Regions from separate parts of the Homo sapiens genome. Here region 2 is linked to region 1. A link is an interaction called in ENCODE POLR2A ChIA-PET data of the cell type or tissue named here. Cell type or tissue: OCI-LY7. All regions are shown on one strand. Links, peaks and the distances in the headings refer to the core of each region. The heading gives the core; the rest is flanking DNA.

What was found. Peaks named below come from ENCODE experiments on the same cell type or tissue, not always from the same donor. Only the 100,000 strongest peaks of a DNase experiment are listed, where the experiment ranks them.
Region 2: POLR2A ChIA-PET joins it to region 1 with 12 read pairs; 2 of 35 experiments call an interaction of 5 or more read pairs at or near these places.

What each region holds. Positions count from the first base shown.
Region 1 is chr12:49,933,158-49,948,806 of GRCh38, forward strand. LOC124902930 (a long non-coding RNA gene) reads right to left here and starts at 12,550. Exons shown (of 2, transcript XR_007063302.1): 1 at 12,468-12,550. LOC105369763 (a long non-coding RNA gene) reads left to right here and starts at 10,088. Exons shown (of 5, transcript XR_944948.3): 1 at 10,088-10,174; 2 at 10,292-11,322; 3 at 11,805-11,872; 4 at 12,231-13,158; 5 at 13,351-13,766. RefSeq lists enhancers at 8,675-9,660, 11,842-12,718, 12,449-12,743, 12,719-13,594 and a silencer at 12,382-12,622. In OCI-LY7, for the core only: CTCF peaks have their summits at 12,558 (motif pointing right) and 12,758; a DNase peak (open chromatin) is centred at 12,564; H3K4me3 peaks cover 297 bases.
Region 2 is chr12:50,295,203-50,310,851 of GRCh38, forward strand. It overlaps LOC107984505 (a long non-coding RNA gene), which reads left to right. Exons shown (of 2, transcript XR_001749144.2): 2 at 474-1,265. Among named protein-coding and RNA genes, the nearest start is that of LIMA1, 20 kb to the left of the region's middle. In OCI-LY7, for the core only: no CTCF peak of the experiment used is centred there; no DNase peak of the experiment used is centred there.

The DNA.
Region 1 (15,649 bases), core at 10,218-15,217:
ACATGACACATAGAAAGTATTTAAGACATGGTAACTATTACTTACTAGGCAGGCAACTTCACTTTTGGACAGACAGATTTATTATAAAACACCTCCTACCTTGGCAAGGGCAAGGGCAAGGGCAAGGACCGTGTCTTGCCTAGATTCTTTTTTTTTTTTTTTTTTTTTTTTTTTTTTTGAAATGGGGTCCTGCTCTATCACCCAGGCTGGAGTGCAGTGGCACAATCTTGACTCCCTGCAACCTCTGCCCCCCGAGCTCAAGTGATCCTCCAGCCTCAGCCTCTTGAGTAGCTGGGATAACAGACCCACACCACCATGCCTGGCAAATTTTTTTATTTTTATTTATTTATTTATTTATTGGTAGAGACAGGGCTTTCACCATGTTGCCCAGGATGGTCTTGAACTCCTGAGCTCAAGTGATCCAGCCGCCTCAGCCTCCCAAAGTGCTGCGATTACAGGTGTGAGCCACAGCACCCAGCTAATTTCTCTTCTTTTTTAAAATATTTGTTTCCAAATTTACCATGATAACCATGAATTACTTTTTTATTGAATGTCTTAGTCCATTTTGTGTTGCTATAAAGGAATACCTGAGGCTGGGTAATTTATAAAGAAAAGAGGTTAATTTGGCTCATGGTTCTACAGGCTGTACAAGAATCATGGCACCAGCATCTACTTCTGGTGAGGGCCTCAGCCCACTTCCATTCATGGGGGAAGGCAAACAGGAGCTGGTGTGTCTGGAGATCACACGGGGAGAGACCAACTGAGAGGAGAGAGAGCCAGGCCCTTTTTAACAACCAGCTCTCGCAGGAACTAACAGACCAAGAACTCCCCGGTTACCGCACCAAGCCATTCATGAGGGATCTGCCACCGTGACTCAAACATCTCCCATTAGGCCTCACCTCCAACACTGGAGATCAAATTTCTTTAAAAAGAATTTTTTTTTTTCTTTTTAGTATCTTTTCTTCAGACCAGAGGGGATCAAATTTCAGCATGAGATTTGGAAGGGTCAAATATCCAAAGCATTGCACTGAGACAAAATTCATATAATGTAAAATTTACTCCTTTTGTTTTTTTGTTTTTTTGTTTTTTTGTTTTTGAGACTGAGTCTCACTCTTGTCACCCAGGCTGGAGTGCAGTGGCACGATCTTGGCTCACTGCAAGCTCCGCCTCCTGGGTTCAAGTGATTCTCCTGCCTCAGCCTCCCGAGTAGCTGGGATTTACAGGCATGTGTCACCACACCCGGCTAATTTTTGTATTTTTGGTAGGGACGAGGTTTCACCATGTTGGCCAGGCTGGTCTCGAACTCCTGACCTCAGGTGATCCGCCCACCTCGGTCTCCCAAAGTGTTGGGATTACAGGCGTGAGCCACTGCGCCCAACCACAAATGTACCCTTTTAAAGTGTAATTCAGTGGTCTTTAGTATATTCACAAAATTGTGCAACCATCACCACTACCTAATTCCAGAACATTTTCATCACCTCCAAAACAAACCCCACACCCATTAGCAATTATTTCCTGTTATTCCTCTCCCTGGCCCCTGCAACCACAACTCTACTTACTATCTCCGTGTATTTGCCTACTCAGGATATTTCATATAAATGGAATCATGAAATATGTGACCTTTTGTGATTGGCTTATTTCACTTAGCATAATGTCTTCAAGGCTCATCTATGTTATAACATGTGTCAGAATTTCCTTCCTTCTTAAAGCTAAATAATATTCCATTGTATGGACATACCACACTGTGTTTATCCATTCCTCTGTTGGTGGACACTTGAGTTGTTTCTCCCTTTTGGCCACTGTGAATAATGCTGCTATGAAAACTGGCATACAGTGATCTGCTTGAGCGTCTGTTTTCAGTTCTTTGGGGTACCCTAGTAGTGGAAGTGCAATACAGCAATTCTATATTTAGCTTTTTGAGAAAATACCACATTGTTTTCCACAGCAGCTGCACAATTTTACATCCCCGCCAGCAATGTATGAGGGTTGTGATGTCTTCACATCCCTGTCAATATTTGTTAGTGTCTGTTTTTATTATAGCCATGATAGTGGGTGTGAAGTAGTATCCTATCGTGGTTCTTATTTGCATTTTCCTAGTGACTAATGATGTTGAGCATCTTTTTATATGCTTATTATTATTAGCCATTTGTATCTATATTTTGGAAAAATAACTATTCACATCCTTTGCCCCTTTTTAAATTGAGTTGCGTTTTTATTGTTGTGTTGTAAGAGTTCCTTAGATATTTTGGAAACTAGATCTTTATCAGATATATGATTGGCTAATATCGCCTCCCATTCTATCAGTTGTTTTTTCATTTTCTCGATGGTGTCCTCTGAAGCACAAAAGTTTTAAATTTTGACGAAGTCCAATTTATCTTTTTTAACTTGTACTTTGGATGTCTGAATTGCCTAATTTGCCTAATTAAAGGTCGAAGAGACTTACCTCTATGTTTTCTGAGAATTTTATTATTTTTATTTATTTAATTTTTGTAGAGATGGCATCTCACTATGTTGCCCAGGTTGGTCCTGAACTCCTGGCCTCAAGTGATCCTCCTGCCTCAGTCTCCCAAAGTGTAGGGATTACAGGCATGAGCCACCAAGGTTGGCTGTGTTTTAGGAGAGTTTTAAGTTTTACCTCTTACACTTAGGTCTTTGGTCATTTTTAGTTAATTTTTGTTTAGGGGTCCAGATTCACTCTTTTGCATGTAGATATGCAGTTTCCCAGGATCATTTATTGAAAAGACTACTATTTCTCTTTTTTCCCATTACCCTGGCACCTTTGTTGAAAATCAATTGCCCCTAAATATATGGGTTTATTTCTAGACTATCAATTCTATTCCATTGATCTATGATATCTATCCTTATGCCAGTTACACACAGTCTTGATACAGAGTATGAATGTAGCTTTGTAGTAAGTTTTAAAATCAGGAGCCGGTGTGGTGGTGCACACCTCTAATCTCAGCTACTTAGAAGGCTGAGGTGGGAGGATCTCTTGAGCCCAGGAGTTTGAGACCAGCCTGAGCAACATAGCAAGACCCTGTCTCAAAAAAAAAAAATTAAATTAAAAATAAAAATAAATTCACGTATTTGAAAGTGGCAGAACCAGGTGTGACCCCAGGACCCTGCTATAAACAAAAGTTTTAAAATCAAAAAGTGTGATTCCTACAACTTCATTCTCCTTTTTCAAGATTGCTTTGGCCATTCTAAAGCACGAATTACTTGCATAGAAGGGAAAAAATATGTTGCTATTAACAAAATCCTGCATATTCATGTCATTCCAAACCAAATGCTATGTCCTCTAGGGAACTTTCCCCAGGCTCACCATTCGGAATATGCCTTCCTCTGGACATTTCGTTAGTATGCCTCTTATAGTGTCTTGTATTCAAATGAGGCTGCTGGGATCTCCAATCTTATTGGAAGGTAAGCTTGTTGAGGGCAGGGGTCTTGTTCACTTGAAAGTATTCCCCAGGCCAGGCACGGTGGCTCACGCCTATAACCTCAGCACTTTGGGAGGCCGAAGTGGGCGGATCACCTGAGGTCAGGGGCTCGAGACCAGCCTGGCCAACATGGCGAAACCCCATCTCTACTAAAAATACAAAATTAGCCAGGCATGGTGGTGCATACCTGTACTCCCAGCTACTCAGGAGGCTGAGGCAAGAGAATCACCTGAACCCAGGAGGCGAAGGTTGCAGTGAGCCAAGATCGCACCATTGCACTCCACCCTGGGGGACAGCCTGAGCGACAAGAGCGAAACTCCATCTCAAAAAAAAAAAAAAAGAAAAAGAAAAAAGAAAGAAAGAAAGTATTTCCCATGGCCCCTGGCATGGAGCCTAGGACTATGGTGGGGCTGAGGATTTGGTAAATGAATGAATGAGTGGATAACTAATGAATGCTATTGCGTCATTCACACCATTTCTATTCTGGTCAGAATCTAGGCAAACATCCTTAACAAAGAAGCACTTGGGAAATGCATTCATTAAATTAATGGTTACACCTTTATTGACAAGCATAGTCATGTGTTGTTTCACTGGAGGTTTCTTTGGTTTATTATAGTCATTATAATGCTCGTCAATAAGAGAAAAATGTGCCCAAATCACTTGAGGAATTATGTGTGAATTGCACACTCAGGCATTCCACAGCTAAGGCTCAGCCTCAATCAATACGGTAACCCAATGACAGGTTTTATCAAACATTGGATCCTGCTTAAGCTAGAAGATTTTTAGCCTTTGAATTAGCACTCTGAACAGGACTCTTAATTAATCTGCTAATGATTTTCTTTGTTTAGAGGGATAGTCCTAATTGATTCTAATATATGCTCCCAGAGATATATGCACTTATATATTCCCTTAAACAATCCTGACAAGAGAGCTAGAGTGTCATAGCCCCTGTCCTCAGGGAGGGCACAGTCCAGAATTGGAGGCAGCACACCCCACTATTTTGATTGGTGGGGTGAGTGCTAGGTCATATGGTGGGTCCAGAGAAGGAGTAAAGGATTCGTTCTGCCTGGGAGGCAAGGAGGTGTCAGGCCTCAGGCCACATCACACATTTGAACTGAGCTTGAAGCACGCCTAGGATTTGACCAGGTAGAGACAAGGGCTGGAGGGTTTCAGGCAGTTGGATAAAGTGTTCCAGGCAGAAGGAACAGCTAGAACGAAGGCATGTTCACAAGCACATACTTGTACCAATACACATACTCATACACTCAGCTGCATTCTTCACCCAAGAATTGGGCCAGTCCAAAACTGTCTGAAAGATGTTATTGTGTCCACCTGAGTCAGCTCACAGCTCCAAGGCCCACCAGGCCGTGGGTTGCAGCTGTCCTTTCCCCAGGAGGGCATTTAATATCTGCTGTCTCCTGCCTGCCTTACCACCAGTGCAGGCCCTCTCCCTGTCACCCGGTTGGACATTCCCCTCAGGGTCCTCACTCACTGCAACTGTGGCTCAAATCCCAGGAGGCTCTGTGTGACTGGGCCAGAGATTACTGGTCCTGGTGAAGCTTGGGTATTGCAAGAGGCAGAATTTTCCACCTCCCTGTGCTGGGGCCTTCGGCTGACCGGCCAAGCTGCAGCGGTGGGGAGGGAGGGCATCCACAGCACTGTGGATGGCTGATGGTGGTGTAATTTTGTCCAGTAGTCAATACATTGCTTAGAAACAGGCCCAAGGTGCTGTCTTCCATCATTCAAGATGAGTATTTATTGATCATTTAAATTTAACTTTTTTAAAATTTTAATTGAAGTATACAAACAGTTTAAAATGCACATGTCATTAGTGTGCAACCTGATGCATTTCCACCCACTGAACACACCTGTGTAACCAGAACCTGGTTCAGAAACAGAGCATGGCCAACATCTAGACTCTCCTTCCCCCGCCAGGTGCCACTTTCTCTAAGGGTGACCACTGTCCTGGCTTGTAACAGCATAGATCAATTTCTTCTGGTTTTGTACTTTACACAAATGGAATCATATAGTATGGACTCTTTTGGCACTTACTCTTGACAAACAGGTTGGTCAAAGACTCTGGAGAGAGAAGGCAAGGGGGTATTGAAAGACTGCCCTCATGAGGAATAGGAACCTATAAATGTAAAATGGAGTAAATCACATGTATGAGGGTCTCTGTGGTCCCCGGGAGAGTGGGGAAGGCAGGTGGCCTGGTAGAAAGTGCTCTGGTCCAGGAGTCAGGGACTTGTGCTCACATTTGATACGTCTCCATGGTTTGCTGTGCAACCTTGGGAAAAACTTCTTTCCCTCTCTGGACCTCAGGTACATCCCCTGCAGGGTTGGGGTGGATCATTTCCTACCTTTTCACCAGAAGAGACACTGTCTTTTATCTATCCCCACCTCCACTGCTGCCGTGGATGTCATGCTTTGAAAAATGTTTCTAGGCCAGGCGCAGTGGCTCACGCCTGTAATCCCAGCACTTTGGGAGGCCAAGATGAGCAGATCGTGAGCTCAGAAGTTCGAGACCAGCCTGGCCAACATGGAGAAACCCTGTCTCTACTAAAAATACAAAACTTAGCTAGGCATGGTGGCGCATGCCTGTAATCCCAGCTACTCAGGAGACTGAGGCAGGAGAACCATTTTAACCTGGGAGGCAGAGGTTGCAGTGAGCCGAGATTTCTCAAAAAAAAAAAAAAAAAAAGAAAGAAAGAAAAATGTTTCTGAGCAGAGTGTGAAGATTAATTTGTTTCCCCATTTCTTATTAACTGGAAGAAAGGCTCATAGAGCAGACTCAGATCTGCAACAGATAGCAAGCAGTGCCACCCTGGGTGGACAGAATTCCAGTCAAAAGCAGAGGCTCTTTCTGGCTGAGTTACTTGACTGCAGCCTCCTATCAGGGAAGTATTCAGAGCCTAGTGTACCCAGTGAGATATAGCAAATAGTTTGAGAACACTTAAACTATTGTGCAGCCCTGGGCCCTGGGCCTAGGAACCACTGAAAAGATAGAAAATCACTAACTTTCCTTCCAGCTCTGATAAGTCAAAGGTCTAGGGTCATCCACCTCTCCTCTCCAATTGACTGCAGAGTTGTGGGGTGTGAAACCCCTCTCCTGAGCTGGACCCCCAACCCCATCCTATGCCCTTCACCCCAGCAGGCCCTCTGCCCAGCCCATTGCTGGAGTCCTAGGGGACCCAGGGCTACCTCATGTTGCTCCGGGGGACTACTGGGAAACTGCTGATGGAACTTGAGTCAGTAGAACACTTGACCACTGCTCCCTACAGCTCCATGAAGCTCCCACCAGTCCAGGGAGAGAATCTCTACAGGAATGTGACCTGGCCCCCTGGGGCTCCTCCTCCTGCAGTCCTGGCTGCCCAGAGCTCAGGCTCCAGGGCCTCACTCCCCTCTGTGCACCCCTGAGAGTTCTCTGCTTTCTAGCCCTATTTCCATTTCTGTCCATGATCCTAGGATAGGGTGAAGTCTGCTTGGGGACATTAAACCCTCTGATGGGGAGCCAGAACCACACCCAGAATAAGTCAGAATCTGACTAGAGCTGAGAACAGGGAGGGAGAAAGCTTAGTGGGGAAGGACTTGGTGAAGGAGAGCGTCTCGGCCAGGCGCGGTGGCTCACACTTGTAATCCCAGCATTATGGGAAGCCGAGGCAGGCAGATCACCTAAGGTCAGGAGTTCGAGACCCACTTGGCCAACATGGCGAAACCCCATCTCTACTAAAAATACAAAAATTAGCCGGGCATGGTGGTGCGTGCCTGTAATCCCAGCTACTCATGAGGCTGAGGCAGGAGAATCACTTGAACCCAGGAGGTGGAGGTTGCGGTGAGCTGAGATCACACCACTGCACTCCAGCCTGGGTGACAGAGTGAGACTCTGTCTCAAAAAAAAAAAAAAAAAGATTGCTTCTTGGAGAAGGGAACTCATGGATGGATGCAGATGAAGAGGCCAGAGCTCTAGGGAATGAGGGTGTCCCAGGCAGGGATGTTGCAGCTGGGACAGTCTCCATGCAGTATTCTGGGCAGTATGAGGGTGTGCAGGGGACCCAAGAGGTCACCTCTGGAGGAATGAAGTAGCCAGAAGTTCCCTAGGGTAATGAGGTGGGCAGGGGTGGCATGCGATGAGTCTGTTGAGAATTTGGAACTTGGTATCAAGACACTCAGGAGCCTTGGTTGGATATTTAGACATGCCTGGGGCAGATAACTGAATGGCCAAGGATGGACAGCCCATCGGTCCAGCATCTGATCCATTTTCACTGTCTTCAAGGCAGGTGGCAGGTCTTTGCACAGTGAGATGTGAAGTGGATTGAGGGGTGAGGCCAGTGGTGTCACCTTGGGATGAAGAAATGCTTGCCCACTAGTCCATCAGGATAGGCTTCTTGAAAGAGTAGCAATTTCGGGAACAATGTGACAGGTGAGACAGAGGGTTTGGTTATAGGAAACGGTTATTGAGCATGTGCTGTGGGCTGGTGCAGCTCTAGAAAATAAGGGTGAAGAGTGGTGACCCCTGCCCTGATCATGCCATTGCACTCCAGCCTGGGCAATAAGAGCGAAACTCCATCTCAAAAAAAAAAAAAAAAAAAAAACCCATAAAATGTTTTTCAGGTTCATTAGTGTTGTAGCAAGCATCAGTATTTCTTTCCTTTTTATGAATGAATAATATTTCACTGTGTGGCTATAGCATAATTTGTTTATAGATTGATGGACATTTAAATTGTTTCTACTTTTTGGCTATTGTGAATAATGTTGCTAAGAACATGTGTGTACAAGTTACTGTCTGAACACCTGATTCCAATTCTAGGAGTGGAATTGTGGGATCACATGTTAACTCTGTGTTTAACTTTTTAAGCAACAGCCTGTACTTCTAATTGCATTACTTAAATTCAAGCAGTGGTGGTGAGACAGGGGTAAAGATGACATCTGAGAGTACATACTGTTATTTTTCAATATTTACAATTTCTTTTCATCTCTTTTTCTGAAAGTTGTTTAAAGTGGAGGAGAATAAGCTGAGACGGGCCATCATCTAGTAAACTGCCCCATAGGCCGAATAAACTCCTTTGTACTGTAAGCCCCAGCAGGCCAGGGATCTTTGTCAGTTTCAATTCCTGACATATTTCAAGTTTAGAACAGTGAATGGCATATGGTTGGTGCTCAGCACATGGCTGGTGCTCAATAAATATTTGTTGCATGAATAAATAAATACAATGAACTGCCTCAAGTGTGCTAAAATCTCAAGAAAACAGACGTCCATCAAGTAGAACCAGAGGAGAATGGGCCGACTTTGTAGCCAGAAGTGCATGGTTAGATATGGTAAAGGACTTCCCAGAGCTATGGGGCCCTCAGCCCTTGGGGAAGCCTCAACTTCTTCTTTTAACACCAGCCATGTGCAGGTAATTTTACATATGTTTATACGGAAGCTCTGAGAGGCTGTGGATTCCACAGCCAGGCAGCCTAGACGGTGGAACCTGAATCCACCCCAGGCTGCTGGTCATGCAGGCCTTGCTCCCACTGTGGGGACAGTGGTCCCTCCATCCCAAGGCCAACGCTCAGCCCTAAGAAGGCCTGGGGTGAGGTCAGCCCAAGGGTACCCAAGGGGCCCTCAGAAGAGCCGTGGAAAATACATGGTGCGGCCAGAGGAGGAAGGAAGGATGGCAGCAGAGCATGCAAATTGGAAGCTGATATCGAATTGCAGCAAAATGAGCAGAGGATTAGATGCCCCACCTGGACCCACCCCAGAGAATACCAAGGCTTGGGCCGGCCCTTGTGAGAAGCTGGCAGGCCCAGTCCCAGGTGGAAGCCTGGCCCCTGGCCCGATGAGCAGGGGCGATGAGGCAGGGTGGCTGATCCCAGGCAGGAAGACACCACTGATTTGGGTGAGGCCCTCCTTCCTGAGCCCTCCACCCTCAGCCTGGGCATCCCACACTCATAGAGCTCCTCCTGGTTCTGGGGAAGGAGCAGGATTAGAGCCAAGCTGAGACCCTATCCCAAGTTCCTGCCTTCAGAGAGTGCAGGGGAGACGGGGATAGGAACACATCCAAATGCCCAGGATTCTGAGGGGGTTGGGGGAAGGGGAAGCTGCCTTGACTGAGTAAGTCAGAGAAGGCTTCCTGGAGGAGAGCGAAGGGTGTGGGGCTGGGTTGAGATACAGGAAGATCTGGGTTTGAATTATAGTTTGGCTGCTTCCTAGCTGTTTGATCTTGGACAAAACTTTCATTCATTCTATATTTTTTGGAGTGTCTACTCCATGCCAATCATGTGTGAAATGTTGGGATAACAAAGGCGAATTCAATCTGGCTCTCGTCCTCGGAGCTTAAGCAAATCATCTGGGGTAGCGTGACCCATGCTACGATGGAGGTGGAATACGGGGCTGCAGGGCGGGGCCACAGGACATAGTGGGCAGCTTAACCTCCTTGAGCCTCCCTATCCCTAATTCACGTGATGGGGTTTGTAACCACTTCTCACATCGTTGAGAGAAAAGGGTGAGCCTGACTCAGAGGTGTGGCAAAGGAAGGGCAGGGCAGGCTTTAAGGACAGGGACAGGGCTGTCAGAGGCTGAGGCTAGGGAGGGGCAGGAAGGGGTGTGAGGCAGGGCGGAAGAGAGCAGGGCCCTGGGCAGGTGCTGAGCCAGGTCCTGCAGGTCACCCAGTCGCTTGAGTCCACGAATGCTGGAGGCAGGCACTGGAGAGCCAGGGTGGTTCAGCCGCAGCTCCTCTGAGCAGGGAGTCAAACAGGTTTGGGTGACCCTTGTGAGCAAGGTCCCGGGGCATCACTAATTTCCACCCCCTTCTCTGGTAATGACTCTGGTGCGGCCTGGCCCTGGCAGTCACAGCTCCTCTCTCTCCCTATAGGGCTGAAACAGACACCAGCTCTCCAGGACCAGCTGGTAAGAGCTTCTCCACTGCCCCCGAGCCCTGACAGGAGGACTCCCACAGTGTGCATGGAAGCCCAGGGAGCTCGGGGGCTACAGAGGCACCATTGGCTCTGGAGCCTGCAGCCCAGACAGCCCCCTCCAGATGTAATGGGGGAAGGAGCCAGGGACTGGGAGGAATTCAGAGGTCAGAGGAGGAGCAGTATCAGGAGATACTGCCCTCCTGCAACTCCTCCTCCCAGCTGCTCTCCCCTCCTGCTAGTGCCCACAATGGCTCCCAGCTGCCTCCTATAAGGAAGCTTTATTAGCCTGCAGCCTGTACTCCTCCACGCAGCAGAGCTGACAGGACCCCATTAGTCAGCTTATTCAACCCTTCCCCTGGTGCACAAACCCTTGCCAAGCTTTTCTGGCATTTTGCTCAGCCTGCTTGGACCCTCCAAGCAGGTAGGAACTCACTGTTTCACAAAGCAGTGTTATTAGAAAGGTTTCCCTGACCCTAGCCCCCCACATCTAATCTTTCTCAAATGTGGGCAGACTTGTTCCTGGCCCCTTCTCATTCCACCAGTGCACACATGCACATGCTCCCTCTCTCCATCCAAGCTCCAGGAATCAACCTCTACCCTGAACCAGGTCCCTGAGGACCACCACGTGGCTGCAACACAGCAGGTGTGGGGCAGGGCACAAGTGGGCTTAAGGGGGGTATAAGGGCTGGCAGTTTGCTCATTGATTCACTCAACAAACATGTACTGAGCACCTCTAAAGGGCCAGGGCCTGTGCTAGGCACTGCGGTGCCATGGTGAGCAAATCCAGAAATGGACCCTGCCCTCTAGGAGTTCACAGTCCAGAGGAGAAGCCCGATGCTGAACAGAGAATCACATCCGTGAGCAACACAAAAGGCAAGGCAAACCCTGGGCAGATGCCCCCGGGACTGTGTGTTATGGGCCTACAGGAAGCCTCTCCCAATGAAAAAGCAATTTTTCAGCCAGAACCTCCACCAGTGTCTTTCAAACTGTGAGTGGCAACCCATTTGTGGGTCATAAAATCAATTTAGTAGTTGTGACCTGAATTACTTGTTAGTGAAATAGAGAGGAATTTACAACATCACACTTAGGAAATACTGTTTTGTGAAATGTTAGTTTCAGTTATCTATCTATCTATCTGTCTGTCTGAGAGATCATGTTTATTAGTTAAGATATTAAATGTATTTCTTACTGCAGGTCTCAATCAAAAACCTCTGAAAGCCACTGGCCTAGAGTTAGAGGAAGAGTTAGCCATGAGAAATGGTGGTGACACAGGTTCCAAAAGAAGAAACAATAGGTATCAGGCTCAGAGATGAAAGGGCTAGAAGGAGGACACACCAAGTTCAAGGTCTGGCCTTTCTCGAGGGCAGTGGGGAGCCATGGGAGGTTAGCAAGATCCCATCTTCTTCATCCCTGGGCCTCACCCCATGGGCAGGAGGGAAATGGCAGGAAGTTGTCTTTGTGTCTCCCCAGGAGCCTGGACCTGTGGCCTTCCCTGCCTCCACCTGGGCCTCAACCGTCACGACCACCTGGCCTTTGAGGTAGGGTTTGGAGAAGGAAGTCAGCCTATTATCAGGAGAAGGCTTGAATTTCTATATTCATAGCTTGTTTCTGTCACTTACTAGCCTTGTGATCATGGGCAACTTGTCTAATCTCTGTCCCTCAGTTTCCTCCTTTGTAAAATAGGTCTCATAGAACTCATCCCCAAAAGTCCTTGTGAAGATTTAGTTTGTAAGCCAGATGTCTGCAGACCTCCAGTAAAAGAATATGTTTTTGGTATTAGTATGTATGTCCCAAATATTGCTTGGAATATGCTTATACAAACAAAAATCATTTGTTTTTTATCTGAAATTCAAATTTACCTGGATGTCCTGTATTTTATCTGGAAACCCTACACAGAAATCAAATGGCTCACGCTGTGTCTCAGAGCTGCAACGATCCAACGCCCTCCATCCTTCAGAGGCTGTCTGAGTCCGGGGACACAACTCCCACCCTCCTCTCCTGCCAGCCGCGGCCCGTGGCTGCTCTCTTCACTTCGTCCCGCTTCGCCCCGACTGTGGATCTACCCGCTCCCTTCTCCCTCAGTCCCCAAAGCACCAGACTCACAGGCCTGCTGTGTGACCCACTTTTACCGACCTTTCGGGGAGAGTAGAGGGCATTTGTGACTCAGCTCAGAGCAGGAAACACATCTCACGTCAACTGTCAGACAGCGCTGCTCCGAATCCCATCACAGTGCTCCAGCAGGGGGCGTCCTCACCGGCCGCGGCCACAGCCACGGCTCAACCCGGCCTAGCTCCCAGACACCCTCCTTCCACCGCCTGTTTTCCACCGTCCCCGCCTGCTCTTTCAAGCCAGCAGCAAACAACACCCTAATCCGTGTCTTTATTATTCAAAGACCTTAAGCACTCTTTCCCACCTCGTTCCCATCTTGATTATTTCAGGGAATGAATTAGGGATTCACCTTTACAATCAAAAAAGTTCTCTCAAAGCCAGGCTACTGGAGTTCTAATTCTGCCTTCCCACTTTTACTAGCTGTGAAATCTCAGGAAAGTTACTTAACCTCTCTCTGTCTCATTTTCCTCATCTTTAAAAAACAGGATGATAATATTTAGCTCCTAAGATGGTTGTGAGGATTTAAGTGAGCTGATATATCCAAGAATGTCTAGAACAGCGCGTGGCAGAATGGGCATTGCATATGGGTTTAATCTTGTAACTGCCATGTTTCACCAATTCTAAGGTGTATCTCGTTTCTCATCATAAGAGCTCTTCCGCTCGTGTGGCAGCTGGGAGTGGCCGTCATTGCCTGCGCATACCTAAACTTGGTCAGGTGAGTTCCGTGCCTTCAGCTTAATTGCTGTTTAAAATGTCTTCAAAAAGGTTACACTGTGGTTTAGCATTTAAACCCAGTTACTGTGTATGCAGAAAGGCGGGCAAACAGAAGAGTGTAGCAAGAATTTTATATTAGTGAAGCAGTTATCATTGAAGAATGACCACAGTTTCATATTTTCTTGCAAAACAGCAGCCAAGTGTTTTGTGAGACCTAAGAAAGGAAGAGCCCCATAAGTAAATGGAACTGTTGTGTTGTTTTATTACCGAGAAAAGGGCAGAATGATTGCTAGTCACACGTGAAGCAAGAAAACCCCGGCAATAAAGCTTGCAGAATGAGTGGCTGAGGCTTGAAAATAAATGGTGGAAACAATAGTGGACAATCTTTTAAAGAATGGCACATTGCCAATGCTCCTGATGGCACAGAAGGTGACACCATGCAGAAAATCAAGGCTCTGAGTCAAAGAGGGTTTCAGAAAAATTGGACTCTGAATGTGAAGAAATCTGGGGACTATTTTAGCCAATTTGTTTTGCCTATAATTTCCTTTTATGCATGCAAAAGAGCAATTCTGACTTTAAAGACTGATATCTAAATAAATCTAAAATATCTTTTTTGTGTGTGTGTCTGTGATACAGTGTCTCGCCCTTTCACCCAGGCTGGAGTGCAGTAGTGCAATCTCAGCTCACTGCAACTTCTGCCTCCCAGTCTCAAGCAATCCTCCCACATCAGCCGGACTACAGGTGCACACCACCATGCCTAGCTAATTTTTTGTGAGTATTTTTTGTAAAGATAGGGTTTCACCATGTTGCCAGACTGGTCTCAAACTCCTGGGCTCAAGTGATCCGCCCACCTTGGCCTCTCAAAGTGCTGGGATTACAGGCATGAGCCACCAAGCCCAGCCTATAAAATACGCATAACATAAAATTTACCATCTTAACTTTTTTTTTTTTTTTGAGACGGATTTTCGCTCTTGTTGCCCAGGCTGGAGTGCAGTGGCATGATCTCAGCTCACTGCAACCTCCACCTCCTGGGTTCAAGTGATTCTCCTGCCTCAGCCTCCGAGTAGCTGGGATTACAGGCATGTGCCACCACACCCAGCTAATTTTGTATTTTTAGTAGAGATGGTGTTTCTCCATGTTGGTCAGGCTGGTCTCAAACTTCCGACCTCAGGTGATCCACCCACCTCGGCCTCCCAAAGTGCTGGGATTACAGGCGTGAGCCACCACGCCTGGCCCTCATCTTAACCATTTTTAAGTGCACAGTTCAGTGGCATTAAGCACATTCACATTGCTGTGAATTCATCAGCAATTTTTGTCATGTTCTAATTAATAGTGCATGATAGATGCATAGACTTCCTAAGAAACAGTGTAGTGGCCATTGTAGAAAAAATGCAGCCATCCCTGCAGGTGAGCAGAGCTGCCAGCCAGAAGCACAGCCAAGCCCCGCCAGCTTTGATGAGAACACCTTCTTCCTCCCTGGCATGAAGGGAAAGTCAAATGCAAACACAGGCATGAGCCGTGTCATCGTTGGCCCCTTCCCCTCCTCCCAGACTAGGGGCCAGATCAGAATGTGAGTCCTGACTACTATTGTAAGCTGTGCGGCAGGTCATACTCTCTCTGGAATTCATGTTCTCATCATGGAAACTGAAATCCACAGGCAAGATGATCTCTAAGATCCCATTAGCTTCTAAATGTATGATTGTGTAACTGAACAACCACACAAGACACACACCACAAACATATGCAAATTCGGGTTGGGTCTTTGTGGGCTCCAAGGAGAAGCTGTCACACCTATCCTGGTGTATTGGGAAGCAAGAGATTTTTACCCGACTGGGTTAGGAGTGGTTCTTCCCAGAATCAAGGGTCAGTAGGCCACTCTGTCAAGATCGTGAATACCTTGACCAAAGGAGAGACCAGAAAGGGTGTGTGGCCCATCCGAGAGCACACAGCAACTAAATGGTTGGGTGTGGATTTAGAAGCCACTGTCACAGCTTCAGTTCACATGAGGCCCAAGGAGAAGGTTTTCCAGGAACCCCTGAGACTCAGTCCTGAACTTGGCCAGTTGGGGTGGACAGTATATCCGAAGGTCAGGAGAAGTGATACATGAAACCACAAAAGAAAGGAGTAGGCCAGGCACGGTGGCTCACGCCTGTAATCCCAGCACTTTGGGAGGTCGAGGCAGGTGGATCACAAGGTCAGGAGTTTGAGACCAGCCTGGCCAATATGGTGAAATCCCATGTCTACTAAAAAAAAATACAAAAAGTAGTCGGGCATGGTGGCATGTGCCTGTAATCCCAGCTACTCAGGAAGCTGAGGCGACAGAATTGCTTGAACCTGGGAGGTGGAAGTTGCAGTGAGCTGAGCCACTGCACTCCAGCAGTGGGGAAGGCATGTTCCCTGGGTGGGGGCAGAGGCACACCCCAGCCAGACCCCTCTGAGTCCTTGTCTCTTCCTATGTGCAGAGTCTGGAGGTGGGCCCCAGATGCCCTTTA
Region 2 (15,649 bases), core at 5,164-10,163, 360 kb after region 1:
AAGTGCTGGGATTACAGGCGTGAGCCACCATGCCCGGCAACAGTGTGTTTCAAAAAGCAGTTTAGGCTGGGCGTGGAGGCTCACGCCTGTAATCCCAGCACTTTGGGAGGCCAAGGCAGGTGGATCACCTGAGGTCATGAGTTCCAGACCAGCCTGGCCAACATGGTGAAACCCCATCTCTACTAAAAATACAAAAAATTAGCCAGGCTTAGTGGTCTGCGTCTGTAATCCCAGCTACCCGGGAGGCTGAGGCAGGAGAATCGCTTGAACCCGGGAATTGCAGGTTGCGGTGAGCCGAGCTTGTGCCACTGCACTCCATCCTGGGCAACAGAGTAAAACTCCATCTAAAAAAAAAAAAAAAAGCAGAAGTTTAAAATTTTCAAGTACAAATTACCAAATTTTTTTTTATGGCTTGTGCTTTTTGCATCCTGTTTTATTTTATTTTTAAGACATGGTCTCATTCTGTTGCCCAGGCTGGAGTGCAGTGGTATGATCATGGCTCACTGCAGCCTCAACTACCCAGACTCAAGCAATCCTCCTACCTCAGCCCGCCAAGTAACTGGGACTACTGGTGCACACCATGACGCCCAGGTAATTTTTGTATTTTTCTATAGAGCCTCCCAAAGTGCTGGGATTACAGCATCCTACCTAGGAAGTCTTTTTCTTGTCCAGGTGTGGTGGCTCATGCCTATAAGCCCAGCACTTTGGAAGGCTGAGGTGGGCAGATCACTTGAGGCCAGGTATTTGAGACCAGCCTGGCCAACATGGTGAAACCTCATCTCTACTAAAAATACAAAAAAAATAGCTGGGTGTGGTGGCACGTGCCTGTAATCCCAGCTACTCGGGAGGCTGAGGCAAGAGAATCGCTGGGACCTGGGAGGCGGAAGTTGCGGTGAGCCGGGATCGCTCCAGTGCACTCCAGCCTGGGTGATGGAGGGAGACCGTCTCAAAAGAAAAGAACAGAAATATTTGTCTAACCCAAGGCCCCAGAGATTTTCTCCTATGTTTTATAGATTTAGAAGTTTTATAGTTTTAGCTCTAACCTATAGTTAAGGGTCAGAGTTTTTCCATGTGAATATCCAGTTGTTCCAGCACTATTATTGAAAAGTCTATCTTTTCCCCCATTGAATTACATTGGCTGCTTTGTTGAAAGTTAAATAAATATATTTGTGTGGGTCCATTTTTGGAAATTCTGTTCTATTCCATTTTACTATATGTCTATGATAATCTTTTTAATAAAGAAAACTATTTTACTTTGGTGAAAAGAACTCTGAAGTTATTTTTAGGTATTATGAAAAAAGGCTGAATCTTTTTTTTTTTTTTTTTTTTTGAGATGGGGTCTCATTTTGTCACCCAGGCTGGAGTGCAGTGGCACAATCTTGGCTCACTGCAGCCTCTGCCTCCTGGGTTCAAGGAATTTTCCTGTCTCAGCCTCCTGCGTAGCTGGTATTACAGGCATGTGCCACCATGCCTGGCTCATTTTTTATTTTTAGCAAAGGTGAGGTTTCACCATGTTGGCCAGGCTGGTCTTGAACTCCTGACCTCAGGTGATCTGCCCGCCTCAGCCTCCCAAAGTACTAGGGTGACAAGCTAGAGACACTGCGCCCGGCCAGGCTGAATGTTATACGTGTGAACAATTGGCATTCTTCCCAAACATCTCTTACTCTAACCGGAAATATATGTGTATATTAAAGGTATTTTCTGTAACTAATTTCTAGGATAGTAAGTTATCATTGTATTGAATGTGCATTTTTATGCGTAAGAAGTAATTAGGCATTCTTTGCCTGAGCTTCATTTTTCTCCAAATATAAAAAAGGGAGTAAAATAAACTCATCATGTGGAAATCTTTAAAATAACCAAAACCAGGTTCTATTAAAGAATAATGAAAAAATATATAGAACATTTCAAAGGGTAAACCAGAATAAATTCTGTTCTTTGGGAACAACAGTTAGCCACATAAATACCACAAATCAAGGAAGGGGATTTCCTGACTTCCGCTTCCAAGCAATTCCAATAAATGAAGGAGGAAGTTATTTTCCTTTTTAAAAAACTTACTGTTGGCAGGATTAGTGTACTTCCTTTCACTCTTTTAGGATGTTAAACGCACATACACGAATATTCCTGTACTTCATAAACCTTTGGGATTTTGTCAGGTTCTGAGTATGCAGATTTTTTATTTATTTTTTTTTTGAGATGGAGTCTTGCTCTGTCATCCAGGCTGGAGTGCAGTGGCACGATCTCGGCTCACTGCAACCTCCGCCTCCCAGGTTCAGGTGATCCTCCTGCCTCAGCCTCCTGGGTAGCTGGGATTACAGGCATGCACTACCATGCCTGGCTAATTTTTGTATTTTTGGTAGAGACATGGTTTCACCATGTTGGCCAGGTTAGTCTGGAACTCCAACCTCAAGTGATCCTCTGGCTTCAGCCTCCCAAAGTGCTGGGATTACAGGTGGGAGCCATGGTGCCCAGGTCAGAAGGTTAAATTGTTTCAGTAAAAAGTCATTCTGTTGTGGAAATGTTACAAATGCATTGCTAAAAGGGAGAGAAACATCCAGGCGTAAACACTTATTGTCAGGGATCCCTTATCCTGGTGGAATAAGCATAAACTTTGGAGTCAGAATTAATTTGCATTCTCTTTTACTTATTATGAGTCAGGGGACAAGTTTCTTAGCTTCTCTAAGCCTCAGCTTCTTCCTTTGCAATAATAACACTTGGCTGACAGTGTTATCATGAGGATTAAATTAAATGACATCTAGTATTCTGCTTGGCCTAGAGTACACACTCAGTAAAACTGATCCCTTTCTCACTTCTCCCAGGCTTAGAAGTTTTCTGGAGGTAAATTGCATAGCCCACAGCTGAAGTTGATCTCTTGGTTCTTCCTCATTCTTTTTTAGTAACAGAATGATAGAAGTTTGAAAAGTACTGGAGGACAGGAGAACACCTGAGCTCAGGGATCAGACTCTAGGATAAGAAACTAGTTCAGCAGGAAGTGTGCACTGTCAGCCTCTTAAGGATCATATGCTCAAGGTGTCCAATCCCATCGCACATGTTTAATACCTCAAATGTCACTTGATGGTAGAAGACTCTCTAGGGAACTCTGAGAACAGTACCCAGCTGTAGTGGAAGGCTCACCTGAGAGCACCTTTTAGTCTTTCTCTATCCTTCTTTGTCCTCATGTAATTTAATTATGTCCTTTCTTGCTGCAGCTTTTAAATTCAAAGACCTTTGTTATTAGTGTCTGTCACCTTAAATTACCAGATTTGGGCTCTCTTCACTTCCTCCCACCCTTATCCTGTGAAACAGACAGTGGTACTGCCTAATTTGTTTCTGGTTGTTCCTCCCATCTCCCCAACACACCTGACATTTAACAATTAATTTTATTCCAAAAAGCAGAAAAAACATTTTCCAAATGCCCTAGCTATTTATTGAGAAGCTCTCCACATCCATATTAGCAAATAACAGATTTTCAGTTATGTGTGCAAATATCTCAATGTACTTTAGGGATCATACAGAATAATGGTCAATTTTTATATTCAGAATATTGGCCAAAACATAAAATAGTCTCAATTGGACTGGTCATACTAATTTATAGTTATATCTGTATCAGTATTCCCATATTATTGAAGAACAAAATGAAGATTAGACTTTTATATACTGTTTATGTACTATATGCTATATACTGTTTATGCCCTGAGAATATAAAAAGTACAATATTTGGACCTTATACCTAAGTTTCAAGGAAGGCAAGCTAGTGTTAGAACTTAAAGTTCCTAATTCTGTTTTTCATTTTGTTTTGTTTTGAGATGGAGTCTCACTCTGTTGCCCAGGCTGGAGTGCAAATGGCACAATCTTGGCTCACTGCAACCTCCGCCTCCCGGGTTCAAGCGATTCTCCCACCTCAGCCTCTTGAGTAGCTGGGATTACAGGCACCCACCTCGGCTAACTTTTTTTGTATTTTTGTAGAGATGGGGTTTCACCATGTTGGTCAGGCTGATCTCGAACTCCTGAACTCAGGTGATCCCCCCCACCCCCACCCCCACCCCTCCCCGCCTCGGCTTCCCAAAGTGCTGGGATTACAGGCATGAGCCACCGCACCCAGTCCCTAATTCTGTTTTTTTGCATGGACAAATATTTTGTCCTATAGTGCATTGGATCTATCTCAAGCATAAAAATGCACAGAACTGTTTCTCTGATTCTATATAAATAAAATATATTCATTTGTATGTATGTACATCCACCTTACACTATAACACCTAACAATATTTAATTGGCCAAGCCTGGTGGCTCATGCCTGTAATCCCAGCACTTTGGGAGGCTGAGGCAGGTGGATCGCTTGAACCCAGGTATTTGAGACCAGTCTTGACAACACGGCGAAACCCCGTCTGTATAAAAAATACAAAAATTAGCTGGGTGTGGTGATGCACACCTGTAGTCCTAGCTACTCAGGAGGCTGAGGTAGGAGGATAGATTGAGCCGGGCAGGTCCAGGCTGCAGTGAGGCGTGATTGTGCCACTGCACTCCAGCCTGGGCGAGAGAACAAGACCCTATCTCAAAAAATAAAAATAAATAAATAGATAATATTTCCTTGATTGGTTGATTTCCAAAAGCTCTTTCTTTATGGGCTTCTTTTGTTCAGGCATAAATTTGAGCCTGATCAGATGTGTAGTATAAACTTTTTTACACTTTCTGTTACAGTGTCATGCAGGTGCTGCACCACTGAGAGCAGAACACTCAGATTTTTTTTTTTTTTTTTTTTTGAGATGGAGTCTTGCTCTGTCACCCAGGCTGGAGTACAGTGGCGCGATCTCAGCTCACTGCAAGCTCCGTCTCCCGGGTTCACACCATTCTCCTGCCTCAGCCTCCTGAGTAGCTGGGACTACAGGTGCCCGCCACCACGCCCGGCTAATTTTTTATATTTTTCAGTAGAGACGGTGTTTCACCATGTTAGCCAGGATGGTCTCGATCTCCTGACCTCGTGATCCTCCCACCTCGGCCTCCCAAAGTGCTGGGATTACAGGTGTGAGCCACCGCACCTGGCCACACTCAGATGTTAATACTGTTTCTGGAAAGACTTCTTGTTAAGGAAATACTTAAATGTCTTCATTGATCAAGCCATTGTTAAAAGGATATTCTGCTATATGTTACTGAAAGCAACATTAAAAGCAATTTTGTTTGCAGTTAAAGCACCTGACTTTATTTAGGTGTTCGTTCAGGTTTTCAAAGATCTGATTATTTAAGTCTTATATAAAATTTTCTGGAACAGAAAAAGTAGAAATATTCTCCAGCTCTTTCTATAAAGTTGTGATAACTTGAAACCAAACCATCAGTGTGGCGATTCCTCAGGGATCTAGAACTAGAAATACCATTTGACCCAGCAATCCCATTACTGGGTATATACCCAAGGGATTATAAATCATGCTGCTATAAAGACACATGCACACGTATGTTTATTGCGGCACTATTCACAATAGCAAAGACTTGGAACCAACCCAAATGTCCAACAACGATAGACTGGATTAAGAAAATGTGGCACATATACACTATAGAATACTATGCAGCCATAAAAAATGATGAGTTCATGTTCTTTGTAGGGACATGGATGAAGCTGGAAACCATCATTCTCAGCAAACTGTTGCAAGGACAAAAAAACCAAACACCACATGTTCTCACTCATAAGTGGGAATTGAACAATGAGAACACATGGACACAGGAAGGGGAACATCACACACCAGGGCCTGTTGTGGGGTAGGGGGAGGGGGGAGGGATAGCATTTGGAGATATACCTAATGTTAAATGACGAGTTACTGGGTGCAGCACACCAACATGGCACATGTATACATATGTAACTAACCTGCACGTTGTGCACATGTACCCTAGAACTTAAAGTATAATAATAATAAAAAAAAAAAGAAACCAAACCAAACAGGGAGAAAAAGAAAATGAAAGGCCAGTTTCACTCATTATCATAGATACATCAATTCTAAATAAATTGTTATGGTGAGTGTGCTTGGAAATAAAAATAAATAAATAAATAGTAAACTGAATCCAGCAGTATATTAAATAGATAATATGTATGCATGATCTAGGTGGATTTATTCCAGAATATAAGAGTGGTTTCACATTAAAAAACAAAACCAAAAAAGTATCAATGTTAAGTTGCCTATTAACAGATGGGGGTATCATCATCTCTAAAGATGTAGAACAAGCATTTGAATTTATCACCCATTCATGATAAAAGCTTAGCAAACTAAAAAGGAAAATTTCCTAATTTGTTAAGGGGAATCTACAAAAAACTTAAATTGAACATCATTCATAACATTAAACTTTAGAAAATTTTATCTAAAACTAGGAAAATATAGGGATGTCCACTATAATTACTGCTTCTATCAGCATTTTACAGGAAATTCTAGACAGGGCAGTAAGTCAATACAAAGAAATAAAAGATATAAGAACTAAAAAGGAAGAAACATTGACAGAGAATATGCTTGTCTTTGTGGAAAGCTCCAAATTATATAACCGTAAATTATTAGAAATAGTAATTGCACTTAACAAGGAAGCTGGGTTTACGATCAACATACAAGGCCGGGCACAGTGGCTCACGCCTGTAACCCCAGCACTTTGGGAGGCCGAGGCAGGTGGATCACCTGAGGTCAGGAGTTCGAGACCAGTCTGGCCAACATGGTGAAACCTGTCTCTACTAAAAATACAAAAATTAGCTGGGCGTGGTGGCAGGCACCTGCAATCCCAGCCACTCAGGAGGCTGAGGCAGGAGAATTGCTTGAATCTGGGAGGTGGAGGTTGCAGTGAGCCGAAATTGTGCCACTGCACTCCAGCCTGGGCGACAAGAGCAAGACTCCATCTTAAAAAAAAAAAAAAAAAAAAAACAAGGAGGCTGGGTTTAAGATTAACATACAAGGCCGGGCATGGTGGCTCATGCCGGTAATATATATATATTTTAGATGAGACCTTGCTCTATCACCCAGGCTGGAGTGCTATGGCACAATCATGCTCCACTGCAGCCTCAACCTGCTGGGCTCAAGCAGTCCTCCCCCTTCAGACTCTCGTGTGGCTGGGACTCCAGTGATGCGCCACCATACTTCAAAATATTCTATCTTGGTAAAGAAACTGGGAAAAGTAGAGTGAAAATAGCTAAAAGTTTTAGGTATTGTAGTTGTCAAAAACATCGTTAACATTTTCCAGATCCTAACATTAAAAGAACACCACCGAGCTAGGTCCATTGGGTAAGAGGACTACGTGGAACACTGAACCATGTTAAAGAATGTTGGCGGCCAGGCACGGTGGCTCACGCCTGTAATCCCAGCACTTTGGGAGGCCGAGGTGGGCAGATCACCTGAGGTCAGGAGTTTGAAACCAGCCTGGCCAACATGGTGAAACCCCATCTGTACTAAAAATACAGAAATTAGCCAGGCATGTTGGCAGGTGCCTGTAATCCCAGCTACTCAGAAGGCTGAGGCAGGAGAATCGCTTGAACCTGGTAGGTAGAGGCTGTAGTGAGCCAAGATTGAGCCATTGCATTCCAGCCTGGGCAGCAAGAGTGAAATTCCGTCTCAAAAAAAAAAAAAAAAAAAAAAAAGGATGCTTTGGAATGAAAATGTACAATGCCTTCCCAAGGAGTGAGAAAAGGTCAGCAGTCTCATCCCGGCCACATCCTTGTGGCAACTGACCTCATCTGGAAAGCAAACTGTTTATTCCACTCATTTAAATGTGATGGAAGTTCATGACAATTGAGCTCTGGGAGCTGGTTCTAAAAGAGTCATCCACAGATTCTTTACCCTGAAAGGAATCCCAGATGTGTTCAGTTTATCTCCTTTCATTGGGAGATTTTTTTCATTAGATTTATTAGGGAAGTATAGTATTGTGCTTTAGGGTTGCTTAATTTGTTTTTGTTTTCGTAATTAATAGACAATGTCAGGAGCTGCTAAACCTGGGTTTTTGTATAGCAGGTGAATAGAATTAGAACCATGGCCAGGCGCAGTGTCTTACACCTGTAATCCCAGCACGTTGGGAGCCTGAGGCAGATGGACTGCTTGAATCAAGGAGTTCGAGATCAGCCTGGGCACATGGCAAAACCCCAACTCTACAAAAAAATGCAAAAAGTAGGCAGGGGTGGTGGCACATGCCTGTAGTCCCATCTACTTAGGAAGCTGAGGCAGAAGGATCATTTGAGACTAGAATATGGAGCCTGCAGTTAGCTGAGGTCGTGCCGCCATTGCACTCTGGCCTGATGACAGTAAGACCCTGTCTCAAAAAAAAGAAAAATAATTAAAACTATGAACTTTAATTAGTTCATTTACATAGCAGAATTGGGAGCCAAGGCTTTGGTTTCAGCACTCTTGTAATTATAAATTACTACTTGAAATAAAAGCTGACCATATTTTAAAAATATTTATTTCTGTTAGGCAGTTCTCTTTTTTTTTTTTTTTTGAGACAGAGTGGTGTGATCTCGGCTCACTGCAACCTCTGTCTCCCAGATTCAAGCAATTCTCCTGCCTCAGCTTCCTGAGTAGCTGGGATTATAGGCACTTACCACCACACCAAGCTAATTTTTGTGTTTTTAGTAGAGATGGTTTCGCCGTGTTGGCCAGGCTGGTCTTGAACTCTTGACTTCAAGTGATCCACCCACTTTGGCCTCCCAAAGTGTTGGGATTACAGGCATGAGCCACCACGCCAGGCCAGACAGTTCATTCACTGAGTAGCTAAAGTAGATAAAAGAAGAAAAGATATCGTTTCCTTTTTTTTTGAGACGGGGACTTGCTCTGTCACCCAGGTTGGAGTGCAGTGGCGCGATCTCAGCTCACTGCAAGCTCCGCCTCCTGGGTTCACTCCATTCTCCTGCCTCAGCCTCCTGAGTAGCTGGGACTACAAGCACCCACTACCACACCCGGCTAATTTTTTTGTATTTTTTAGTAGAGACGGGGTTTCACCGCGTTAGCCAGGATGGTCTCGATCTCCTGACCTTGTGATCCACCCTCCTCGGCTCCCAAAGTGCTGGGATTACAGGCGCAAGCCACCGCACCTGGCCCCGATGTTGTCTTCTATAAGTAACTTTCATCCTAGTTGGAGATAATCACCACATACTTGCAAGAAAGACTTTATCCTTATCCTCTTGTTCTGTCTTCTGCTTGAGGCTTTGGATAAAGGCAAAGCCCTTTTAAGCCCAAGCAGGACAAAGTCCAAATCTGAAAATTGCACTATCCTCCAAAGGTCTTTACCTTCCAATGAGTCAGATAATTTTGGATCATTCCCATTAATGAGTCATGCTGACCAAATGTAGTTTTTGTGTATTTCTTGCTACAACTTTTAAATATTCCCTTCCTTCCCTTTCTACATTTGTTGAGTGACTACTGTGGAAACAAGACTCAGAAAGTTAACAGGCTCTTGTATAAAAGTATTTTAGTAATTTAACAAACTAGTGTTGCTGGGCGCGGTGGCTCATGCCTGTAATCCCAGCACTTTGGGAGGCCAAGGTGGGCGGATCACCTGAGGTCAGGAGTTCGAGACCAGTCTGGCCAACATGGAGAAACCCCATCTCTACTAAAAATACAAAAAATTAGCTGGGCATGCTGGCAGGTGCCTGTAATCCCAGCTACTCAAGAGGCTGAGGCAGGAGAATCGCTTGAACCTGGGAGGTGGAGGTTGCAGTGAGCCGAGATCATGCCATTGTACTCCAGCCTGGGTGACAAAAGCAAGACTCCGTCTCAAAAAAAAAAAAAAAAGAAAAGAAAAGAAACTAGTGTTATCTGAGCATTGACAGCAAACTATATACTCAAGGATCAATTTTCTGTTTTAATAAAAAATCCAAATTTTTACTTTTAGTATACCATCTGTGATGGTTTTAAAACCACAAATTCCAGGCCGGGTGCGGTGGCTCACGTCTGTAATCCTAGCACTTTGGGAGTCTGACGTGGGTGGATCACGAGGTCAGGAGTTCTAGACCAGCCTGGGCAATATGGTGAAAACCCATATCTACTAAAAAATACAAAAATTAGCCAGGCATGGTGGCTCACACCTGTAATCCCCGCTACTCAGGAGGTTTAGGCAGGAGAATCACTTGAACCCGAGAGGCAGAGGTTACAGTAGTGAGTCAAGATCACACCACTGTATTCCAGCCTGGGCAACAAGAGTGAAACCCCATCTCAAAAAAAAAAAAAAAAACCCACAAATTTTTTGATGCTTCTCCCTATAAAATGTGAAACGCCCCTCCCCTTGAACATGGGTGGGGTTTATGGATTTTCTTTTTTTTCTTTTTCTTTTTTGAGATGGAGCTTCGCTCTTGTTGCCCAGGCTGGAGTGCTATGGCGCCATCTCGGCCCACTGCAACCTCTGCCTCCCGGGTTCGAGCAATTCTTCCGCCTCAGCCTACAGAGTAACTGGGATTACAGGCACCCGCCACCATGCCCAGCTAATTATTTTTGTATTTTTAGTAGAGGCAGGGTTTCACCATGTTGATCAGGCTGGTCTCAAACTCCTGACCTCAGGTGATCCACCCGCCTCAGCCTCCCAAAGTGTTGGGATTACAGGCGTGAGCCACCGTGCCCGGCCTGGACTTTCTTCTGAGTAAAAATGACAGTATGTCACTTTTTTTTTTCTTTTCATGGCTCATTGCAGCCTCAACCTTCCAGGCTCAAGTGATTCTCCCACCTCAGCTTCCTGAGTAGCTGGAACCACAGGCAAATGCCACCATGCCCAGCTAATTTTTTTTTTTCAGGGATACGGTCTCACTATGTTGCCCAGGCTGGTCTTGAGTGCCTGGGCTCAAGGGATTCTCCTGCCTCGACCTTCCAAAGTGCTGGGATTACAGGTGTAAGCCACTGCGCCTGGCCTGACAGTGTGTCACTTCTAAGACTAGGTCATATAAAGGCATTGTGGCTTCATCCTTCCTCTCTTGGACCATTTATTGTGGATGAAACCAGTCATCATGTCATAAGGATACTCAAGAAACTTTATGAAGAGGTCCCTGTGGCCTCTAGCTAAGAACTATGTGAGTGAGCTAATTTGAAGGCAGATCCTCCAACCTCTTCCCCTACCCTCTACCAAGCTTTTGGACGACTGCAACCCCAGCCAACATCTTGACTCCAATGTCATGAAAGACCCTGAGCCAGAACCTGCCAGCTAAACTGCTGCTAAATCCTGACCCACAGAAATTATGAGATGTATGTATGTTGTTTTAAGCTACTAAATTTTGGAGGTAATTTGCTATGCAGTAATAGATAACTGATACACCATCACGTACAATTTTATAATAAATAATTCACAAACTTTTTACCCATCTTATGAATAAGCTCACCAGAATGGCACAGTGGCTTACGCCTGTAATCCTAGCACTTTGGGAGGCCAAGACAGGTGGATCACCTGAGGTTGGGAGTTCGAGACTAGCCTGACCAACATGGAGAAATCCCATCTCTACGAAAAATACAAAACTAGCCGGGCGTGGTGGCACATGCCTGTAATCCTAGCTACTCGGGAGGCTGAGGCAGGAGAATTGCTTGAATTGGGAAGGTGGAGGTTGAGGTGAGCCGAGATCACGCCATTGCACTCCAGCCTGGGCAACAAGAGTGAAACCCCATCTCTAAATAAATAAATAAGCAAGCTCATCAACATCATTGTTTAGTTCTCCTAAATTCTTGTTTGTTATTGCTTGTTCTTCTTTTTTTATTTTTATTTATTTATTTTTTTTTTTTTTTGAGACGGAGTTTCACTCTTGTTGCCCAGGCTGGAGTGCAATGGCGTGATCTTGGCTCACCAAAATCTCTGCCTCCCAAGTTCATGTGATTCTCCTGCCTCAGCCTCCCGAGTAGCTGGGATTACAGGCATGCGCCACCATGCCTGGCTAATTTTTTTTTTTTTTTTTTTTAGTAGGGACGGGGTTTCTTCATGTTGGTCAGGCTGGTCTCAAACTCCTGACCTCAGGTGATCTGGCTGCCTTGGCCTCCCAAAGTGCTGGGATTACAGGTGTGAGCCACCTTGCCCGGCGATTTTTTTGTTTTTTTGTTTTTGTTTTTTTTTGAAACAGGGTCTCACTCTGTCACCCAGGCTGGAGTCAGTGTCATGATCTTGGCTCACTGCAACCTCCGCCTCCTGGGTTCAAGTGATCCTCCCACCTCAGCCTCCCGAGTAGCTGGCTCTACAAGTGTGCACCATCATGCCTGGCTAATTTCTGTATTTTTTGTGGAGATGTTGGCCAGGCTGGTCTCAAACTCCTGACCTCAAGCAATCTGCCCACCTTGGCCTCCCAAGGTGCTGAGATTATAGGCATGAGCCACCCCACCTGGCCTGTAATTATTACCTTTATATCAGTATTCATATAACACCTCGGTCCCCTTTTTCTTTAGCCATTGACTATTAGTTTCCTATTTGGAGCAACAATGAAAGAACTTGAAACCTCCTCCTTCTCTCCTCTGTGCCCTTCACCATCCAATTTTAGTTAATAGTATTATCTTTCTTAGTATTTATTTATTTTATTGTATAGTATTTATTGTATTGTATTGTATTGTATTGTATTTATATTTTTTTGAGATGGAGTCGTGCTGTGTTGCCCAGGCTGGAGTGCAGTGGCGCGATCTTGGCTCACTGCAAGCTCCTTCTCCCGGGTTCATGCCATTGTCCTGCCTCAGCCTCCCGAGTAGCTGGGACTACAGGCGCCGGTCACCATGCCCAGCTAATTTTTTGTATTTTTTTTTAGTAGAGACAGGGTTTCACCATGTTAGCCAGGATGGTCTCGATCTCCTGACCTTGTGATCTGCCCATCTCGGCCTCCCAAAGTGCTGGGAATACAGGCGTGAGCCACCATGCCTGGCCTATTTTATTTTATTTTTTTTTGAGTCGGAGTCTTGCTCTGTCACCCAGGCTGGAGTGCAGCGGTGCGATCTCGGCTCACTGCAACCTCTGCCCCCTGGGTTCAAGTGATTCTCCGCCTCAGCCTCCTGAGTAGCTGGGATTATAGGCTCGCACCACCATGCCTGGCTAATTTTTGTAATTTCATTTTTATTTATTTATTTATTTTTGAGATGGAGTCTCACTCTGTTGCCAGGCTGGAGTGCAGTGGCGCGATCTCGGCTCATTCCAACCTCCACCTCTCAGGTTCAAGTGATTCTCCTGCATCAGCCTCCTGAGTAGCTGGGACTACAGGCGTGCGCCACCAAGCCCAGATAATTTTTTCATATTTTTAGTAGAGTCGAGGTTTCACCATGTTGGCCAGGATGGTCTTGATCTCTTGACCTCGTGATCCACCCGCCTCGGCTTCCCAAAGTGTTGGGATTAAAGGTGTGAGCCACTGTACCTGGTCCTTAGTATTTATTCTTATCCTCTTTAATATATTTTGGTTTATAATGCTCAGTTTGGCTGGGTGTGGTGGCTCATCATGTCTGTAGTCCCAGCTACCTGCTACTCAGGAGGCTGAGGTGAGAGCGTCACTTGAGCCTGGGAGGTCAAGGCTGCAGTGAGCCATGATCATACCACTGCACTCCAGCTTAGGTGACAGAGCGAGACTCTGTCTCTAAACAAATAAATAAGTAAAATACATAATATCCAGTTTCTTGGCCTTAAATGACATCATTTATCCCTACTTTTTACTTATGAGATAATCAATGAGCCAATTCTACTTTTTTTTTTTTTTTTTTGAAATGGAGTTTCCCTCTGTTGCACAGACTGGAGTGTAGTGGTGCGATCTCATCTCTCTGCAACCTCCGCCTCCCAGGTTCGAGCGATTCTTCTGCCTCAGCCTCCTGAGTAGCTGGGATTACAGTCACGCACCACCATGCCTAGCTAATTTTTTTTTTTTTTTGAGGCGGAGTCTCACTCTGTCACCCAGGCTGGAGTGCAGTGGCGCGATCTCGGCTCACTGGAAGCTCCGCCTCCCGGGTTCCGGCCATTCTCCTGCCTCAGTCTCCCGAGTAGCTGGGACTACAGGCGCCCGCCACCATGCCTGGCTAACTTTTTTTGTATTTTTTGGTAGAGACAGGGTTTCATCGTGTTAGCCAGGATGGTCTCCATCTCCTGACCTCGTGATCCACCCGCCTTGGCCTCCCAAAGTGCTGGGATTACAGGTGTGAGCCACCACTCCCGGCCAAATTTTTGTATTTTTAATAGAGACGGGGTTTCACCATGTTGGCCGGGCTGGTCTCAAACTCCTGACCTCAAGTGATCTGCCCACCTTGGCCTCCCACAGTGCTGGGATTTCAGGCAGGAGCCACTGTGCCTAGCCCCAGTTCTACTTCTTTATACTCCTTTTTTTGTTTTGTTTTGTTTTTTGAGACAAAGTTTTCGCTCTTGTCCCCCAGGCTGGAGTGCAGTGGCATGATCTTGGCTCACTGCAACCTCTGCCTCTCAGGTTCAAGCAATTCTCTTGCCTCAGCCTCCCGAGTAGCTGGGATTACAGGCGTCTGCCACCACGCCCAGCTAATTTTTTGTGTTTTTAGTAGAGAAGGGATTTCATCATGTTGGCCAGGCTGGTCTTGAATTCCTGACCTCAGGTGATCCACCCGCCTCAGCCTCCCAAAGTGCTGGGATTACAGGTGTGAGCCACCGCACCCAGCCTATACTCCTTCTCTCTCTCTCTCTCTCTTTTTTTGTTTAATTACTAAATTGTCAGAGCATATAAAATTTATATACAATTGCAGGGGAAGAAAGATTTATTTTCTCACCTGTTACTGGGTACATGGCTGAGATCCCTATAACAAAAGCCAAATTAACAAGAGAAAAGCATGGAAATTTATCTCACAAGTCTTTACATGACACAGGAGCCTTCAGAAATGAAGACCCAAAGAAACAGGGAAAATTGTATGTTTTATGCTCAGTTTGATGGAATGTGAACAGTCAAGGGGAAATATGATTGGAGGAGAAAGGGGTATGAACTAATGGGAAAAAATTCGGAGAAACTCAGCAAGGTCTGTTTGTTCAGATTCTCTCCTATGTCCCTCTGTCTTCAGAGATAAGGATGTTCCCTTCCTCTGGGCATAGGGAGGGTACCTCTCACATGAGGGTTTTGTGACCTGCTTCTGGGGAGAAGGGTGAGAGAAAAGTGAGAGTGATCATGTTTCTGCTGTTTTCTCAAATGCCAAGAGGTAGAGTGTTCTGAACCGCATCACTATTCATATCTCCACTTGTGTTTTAGTCTTGGATATTCAGCTAAATATATTCAACACTCGCCATCAGTCTCTTTGCTGAAGTTTTCTCAGTCCTTTCTTAGTTGGGTGCAGTTTGTTTGCATGAAGGACTAATGAGTATAATAGTCCCTGATGTTTAGCACACTGAAGACTTTTTTTCTATAGCCTTGCTACTTGTAGGACAGTTTGTTGGCATTTAGAATCCCTGGTGCACATTTTTTCCCTTCATTCAATTGTAGATGTTGCTTTACTATTTTCTGGCTTTGAGTATTGTTGAGAGCTCTGATGCCAAACTGGTTTGATATCCTTAGAAGGTAACTTGATCTTTTTGCCAGGAAGCACAGGTAATTTTTTTTCTTTGTATTAAAGTATAATAGTTGGCCAGGTGTGGTGGCTCATGCCTATCATCACAGCACTTTGGGAAGCTGAAGCAGGAGGATCACTTGAGCTCAGGTTGAGACCAGCCTGGGCAACATAAGAAGACCCTGTCTTTACCAAAAATTTAAAAATTAGGCTGAGTGTTG